Regions from separate parts of the Homo sapiens genome. Here region 1 is linked to region 2. A link is an interaction called in ENCODE POLR2A ChIA-PET data of the cell type or tissue named here. Cell type or tissue: OCI-LY7. All regions are shown on one strand. Links, peaks and the distances in the headings refer to the core of each region. The heading gives the core; the rest is flanking DNA.

The links. ChIA-PET counts read pairs that join two places held together with the same protein. Peaks named below come from ENCODE experiments on the same cell type or tissue, not always from the same donor. Only the 100,000 strongest peaks of a DNase experiment are listed, where the experiment ranks them.
Region 1: POLR2A ChIA-PET joins it to region 2 with 6 read pairs; 4 of 35 experiments call an interaction of 5 or more read pairs at or near these places.

Annotation. Positions count from the first base shown.
Region 1 is chr3:138,173,166-138,176,071 of GRCh38, forward strand. It overlaps DBR1 (debranching RNA lariats 1), which reads right to left and starts at 1,756. Exons shown (of 8, transcript NM_016216.4): 1 at 1,434-1,756; 2 at 337-461. The coding sequence starts at 1,630. RefSeq lists an enhancer at 1,462-1,671. In OCI-LY7, for the core only: no CTCF peak of the experiment used is centred there; DNase peaks (open chromatin) are centred at 1,496 and 1,756; H3K4me3 peaks cover 2,087 bases; H3K27ac peaks cover 1,544 bases.
Region 2 is chr3:138,383,413-138,386,318 of GRCh38, forward strand. The region is part of intron 2 of MRAS (muscle RAS oncogene homolog); the gene reads left to right. Among named protein-coding and RNA genes, the nearest start is that of MRAS, 36 kb to the left of the region's middle. In OCI-LY7, for the core only: no CTCF peak of the experiment used is centred there; no DNase peak of the experiment used is centred there.

The DNA.
Region 1 (2,906 bases), core at 249-2,748, 210 kb before region 2:
CTATTCTCTACTTTTGTGTATGCTTAAGAATTTCTATTAATAAAAGTTTAAGGTCTTTAATTCAATAAAAATTGTAAGAAAAAATGAAGGGACTACAAATAGTGTGTGAGGTCTTTGCAATTATATTAGCTAGTGCTTAAAACACTAGATGAAGGGCATATTTTCATGATCAACCATTTAATAATTAACTATCTTAATTAAATTTTCACGATTAAGTATTTAAATTAATGACATTCTCCAAACACCATACATGTCAAGACACAGTCCAACTAACGCAAATCCTGATAAGCTCTTCCATCCCAGGAAAAAAAAGTATCCACAAACACAATCACATACCTAAATAATAAATGTTTGGTGCCACCCAGCCACCATAGGGTAACTCTTGCAAATGATTTGAGGCTTCATGGTTTCCCCCAATGAAGAGCGTGAGAACTGGAGCCTTTTTCTCTCCAGAGTAATACCTAGAACATAAGAGCAAAGTCAGTTACCACAATTAGGCATAGCAGAAAAGCAAATAAGTTCCGAAAAAAAAAAAGAAACTGAGTTCATCATAAAAAGTTAAAAAGCTCTTTCAAAAGGAATTGCCTGGGGCTGGGCGCGGTGGCTCCCTCCTGTAATCCCAGCACTTTTGATGGCCGACACAGGCGGATCCCCTGAGGTCAGGAGTTCGAGACCAACCTGGCCAATGTGGTGAAACCCCGTCTCTACTAAAAATGCAAAAATTAGCTGGGTGTAATCCCAGCTACTCGGGAGGCTGAGGTGGGAGAATCGCTTGAACCCAGGAGACGGAGGTTGCAGTGGGTCAATATCGCGGTACTGCACTCCAGCCTGGGCAACAAAGCGAAACTCTGTCTCAAGAAAAAAAAAAAAAAAAAAAAAAGGAATTGCCCAGTATCCATCCTTGCCCTTAGGAATGAAGAGCTTCCACCTTGAGCCTCAAGTCAGTGCCCGTTCAATTAAGTCAAGAACTGTTTCGAGTTCATTGCCATAACCTCATCTTCTAGAACCACAACAAGCACATAGCAGGGGCCCAGTAAAAACTTCAGGATCATTGAATGAACTAATTCCAGAGTCCTATCAAGTACAAGGTAGCTATCTAAACCTGTCAGCTTCTTCCTCCAGGTTATCCCCTCCCAGGCTTCGACACCCTTTGAAATGGATAAGATGTGTATGGAAAGAAGGAAAGTGACATTTCCTAAGCACCTAATGAGATAGGGTGCTAGTGAAACTGACATAATTTGGTACCTAACTGAATACAGTACCGAACTGAATACATTTCCCGCCTCCCACTACCTCACCCCTGTATTCAGTTAGGCACCAATTAGAGATACAGAGAGAACAAAGACAGGATCTAAGGGAAACAGGCAGCCAGTGGCAGAGGGAACCCAGTCCCACCCCCCCACCGCCAAGTCCGGGCCCGGCCGCGTCCTCACCTGTAGAAGGTTTGCATGTGACGATACTTGGGCGGCACGGCCATGCAGCGTAGATCCGCCTCGTTGCGCACCGCCTGGAAGTCGCCGCAGCACAGCAAGAGGTCGACAGGCCCCGGGCCGCGCCGCTCTGCCAGCGCCAGCGTCTCATAGATCTTATCCAGCTCGCCGTGGCAGCAGCCAGCCACAGCCACCCGCATTCTGCCGGCCTGAGGAGGTGAGCGCTGCCTGCAACGCCCTACACCACAGCCAGCCCAGGACCGACTGATCGCTCAGCTCCCGCCAACTTTAATAAGTATAGCCACCGCCTGGGTGTAGACTCCTGCAAAATAATTCACTTCCGGTTTCCAGATCTCGCGAGAGAGGGACCGGGAAGGTCAAACCTAATTCTGGGATCCCAGGGAACTTATTTTCTTTTTTTCCTTTTTTCTTTTTTTTTAATTATTGTTTTATGCAGTCAATATTTTTTTGTATATACATCCACAAATGTACTCTTTCCATCCTTACTCTTTTCTTCCTGGATTTCCATTTTTCTCTTTGGAATCATTTTTCTTCTGTCTGAAGAGCTCAGTTTAAGTTTTCCTGTTTGTTTAGTGTAGGCCGACGACAGATTAATTTTTTTCTAGATATTTGTTTGTTTAAAAATTTCTTTCCACTCTGGGGAAAATGGTGAAACCCTGTCTCTACTAAAAATACAAAAATTAGCTGGGCGCAGTAGCGCACGTCTGTAATCACAGCTACTTCAGAGGCTGAGGCAGGAGAATCCCTCAAACCCAGGAGACGGAGGTTGCAGTGACCTGAGATCGCGCCCCTGCACTCCAGCTTGGGCGACAGAGCGAGACTCCGTCTAAAAAAAAAAAAAAGAGACAAAAGAGAAAGAGAGAGAGAAGAAAAGAAAAGAAGCCAGTGTGCTGGCTCACACCTGTAATCCCAGCACTTTGGGAGGCAGAGGCGGGCGGCTCACGAGGTCAGGAGTTTGAGACCAGCATGGCCAACATGGTGAAACCCTGTCTCTACTAAAGATACAAAAAATTAGCTGGGCGTGGTGGCGCACACCTGTAATCCCAGCTACTTGGGAGGCTGGGGCAGGAGAATCGCTTGAACCCAGGAGGCAGAGGTTGCAGTGATCTGAGATCGTGCCATTGCACTCCAGCCTGGGTGACAGGGTGAGACTCCGTCTAAAAAAAAAAAAAAGAAAAAGAAAGAAAGAGATGTCTTTGTTTCACCTTAATTCATAAAGGGTGTGTTTACTGAGTACCGAATACCAGTTAAGCAGTGTGTGTGTGTGTGTGTGTGTGTGTGTGTGTGTGTGGTTTTTTTTTTACAAAGCATTTCAAAAATAGCATTCTATTATCTTCTGGCTTGCATTATCTTCTACTGAGAAGTCACCTATAAACTTAAGGTTTTTTTTCACTGAAAGTAATGTGGGTTTTTTGTTTGTTTGTTTGTTTTTTGTTTTTTTGAGACGGTCTCTCA
Region 2 (2,906 bases), core at 173-2,672:
CTTGAACTCCTGGGTTTAAGTGATCCGCCCACCTTGGCCTCCTAAAGCACTAGGATTACAGATGTGAGCCACTGTGTCTGGTTTATATTATTTATGAGGTGGCTTGATGGTTTCAAGAATAGGTCCCATCACCTGTATGGATGAGGGGCCACTGACACATGTCCCTGTGTCTAGGGAGGTTCAGGAGTGAGGCTTGAGCCCCTGACTTAGGGATATACCTCTCCGCCCAGAGTTGTGTGAATTGAACCCTGAGTCCTATGTACCTGGATATGTTCACTAATTCCTTCTGCAAATAATTGCTAATGTACCCATCTCTCTTTTGGGCTCTGAGGACATAGCAATTGGCAAATCAAAGCCCCTGCTCTCATGAAGCTTATATTTTAGTGGGGTGAGGGGACAGAGCATAAACAAATATGTATGGTGTCAGGTGGTGATAAGTGCTGTGATGAAGGTCAGACAAGGTAAGGGAGTCACAGTGGGGAAGTGGTTACGGTCTTGTGTTGGCTGGTCAAGGAGGGCTTTCCTGATAAGGGAATGTTGGAGCAGATACCTAAAAGAGAAAGCTGCACCTGTATCTGGAAGAGAATCTCAGTCAGTGGGAGTATCAGGTGCAAGGGCCCCGAGGCAGGGGTGTGCCTGGCCTGTGTGGGGAATAGCTAGGAAGCCAGCGTGTGGAACAAGTGAGAGCACAGCTAGTAGGAGAGAGGTCAGGCAGGTAGCTGGAAGGGATTGATCTCACAGGGTTTTGTAGGTAAATGAGAAGCCATTGGAGGATTTTGAGCAGAGGAAGGACATGATCTAACATGTTTAAAACGTGGATACTTCTCAGTTCCTTATCCTGCTGCGCTCCTGGCCTGGCGAGTGAGAAGAGCTCACTCTGGCTCTGGTGTGAACGGAACACAGAGGAACCATGGCAGAATCGGAAAGACCAGTTAAGAAGCTCCTGATGATGGGCTTGGGCATTGGTGGAGGAGGTGGTGAGAAGGGTAGATTCTGGTTGTGTTTTGAAGGAGGAAACGACAGGATTTGTCGATGGAGTATTTGAGGTTATTAGAGAGGGAAGAGTCTTTGGCCTGAAGAACCAGTAGCATAGAGTTACATTTATCAAGATTAGGAAGAACAGTGAAAAACAAGTTTTGAGGGGAAATCAAGAGTCTAATTTTGGACGTGTTAAATCCAGGATGCCTTTCACACATACAAGTAGAAGTCAGGGTGGCAGCTGGATATCTAAGCCTGTAGGAGGGGAGACCTGTGGGCTGGATAGAAATCTGGGTGGTGACCTGTAAAGCTGCAGGATGAGAGATCACCAAGAATGTGACTGCGGTTAGAGAAGGACCCACCAATGTTTAGAGGCTGGGGAGAAGAGGAGACAGGGCAGGACCAGTCACTGTAGTAGGATAAAGACCAAGGGAGAGTGGCATCCTGCAGCCAAGTGAAGAAGGTGCTTCACAAAGGCAGGGACCATCAGCTAAGCTGCATGAGAGACCGGCCAGGAGCCCAGCAGGATGAGGAACTGAGAAGCACCCATTGGATTTAGTGACATGGAGGTCATTGGTGACTTGACAAGATCAGTTTTGATGGAGTGGTTGGAGATGAAAGTCTAATTAGAGTGGGTTCAAGAAAGTGGTGGAGAGGAGGAGCAGGCAGCGAGGATAGGCAAGAAGCGTTTCTGAAAGGAGGAAGAGAGAAATGAACAGTAGTGGGAGGGAGAGGTGAGGCCAAGGGGCGGGGTTTTGATTTGTAATTTTTTTTTTTTTTTTTTTTTTTTTTTTAAAGACAGGGTCTTGCTTTGTCACCCAGGCTGGAGTTCAGTGGCATGATCATGACTCACTGCAGCCTTGACCTCCCGCAGTCCTCCCACCTCAGTCTCCTCAGTAGCTGGGACCACAGGCCTGGCAAATTTTTGTATTTTTTGTAGAGACGGGGTTCTCACTTTGTTGCCCAGACTGGTCTCAAACTCCAGGGCTCAAGTGATCCTCCCAGCTCAGCCTCCCAAAGTATTGGGATTACAGGAATGAACCACTGTACCCAGCTTTATTTGTAAATTTTTTTGTTTCATTTTATTGTATTTTTGAGTTTTAAAATATATATATTTATTTATTTATTTATTTATTATTTTTTGAGACAGAGTCTCACTCTGTCACCCAGGCTGGAGTGCAGTGGCACAACCTTGGCTCACTGCAACCTCTGCTTCCCAGGTTCAAGCGATTCTCCTGCCTCAGCCTCCTGAGTAGCTGGGACTGCAGGCGCCCGCCACCACACACAGCTAATTTTTGTATTTTTGGTAGAGATGGGGTTTCATCATGTTGCCAGGCTGGTCTCGAACTCCTGACCTCAGGTAATCCACCTGCCTTGGCCTCCCAAAGTGCTGGGGTTACAGGTGTGAGCCACTGTTCCAGGCCAATGTATTTTTGTTTTAAGATGAGAGAAATTACAGCACATTTACCTGCTGGTGGAAATAAACCAATAGAGAATAGGATGATGAAGGAACAACAGTTTTAGCAGTGTCCTCGAACAGGTGGCAGGGACCTGGAGCCAGTGCTTAGCTGGAGAGGATGGTCTTAGGAGCAGAGCTGGGTCATCCACCCTAGCGAGAGGGCAGGTGGAACATGTGTTTTACAGGGAGGGAGGTGGGTTGATTTTTTTCCTCATATAACTTTTTTTATTGAGATAAAATTCACATGCAGAATTCACACGCACAGTTCAGTGGTTTTTAGTGTATTCACAGAGTTGTACAACCACGTATTGCTGATTAACAAATCAGTAATTACTGTAATCACTGCCAACTCATTCCTGAACGTATTCATCCCCAACCCTGCTCAAAACCCCCCTTACCCATGAGCACTCACTCTCCATTCTCCCCCCTCCTCAGTCCCTGAAACCATTAATCCACTTCCTGCCTTTAT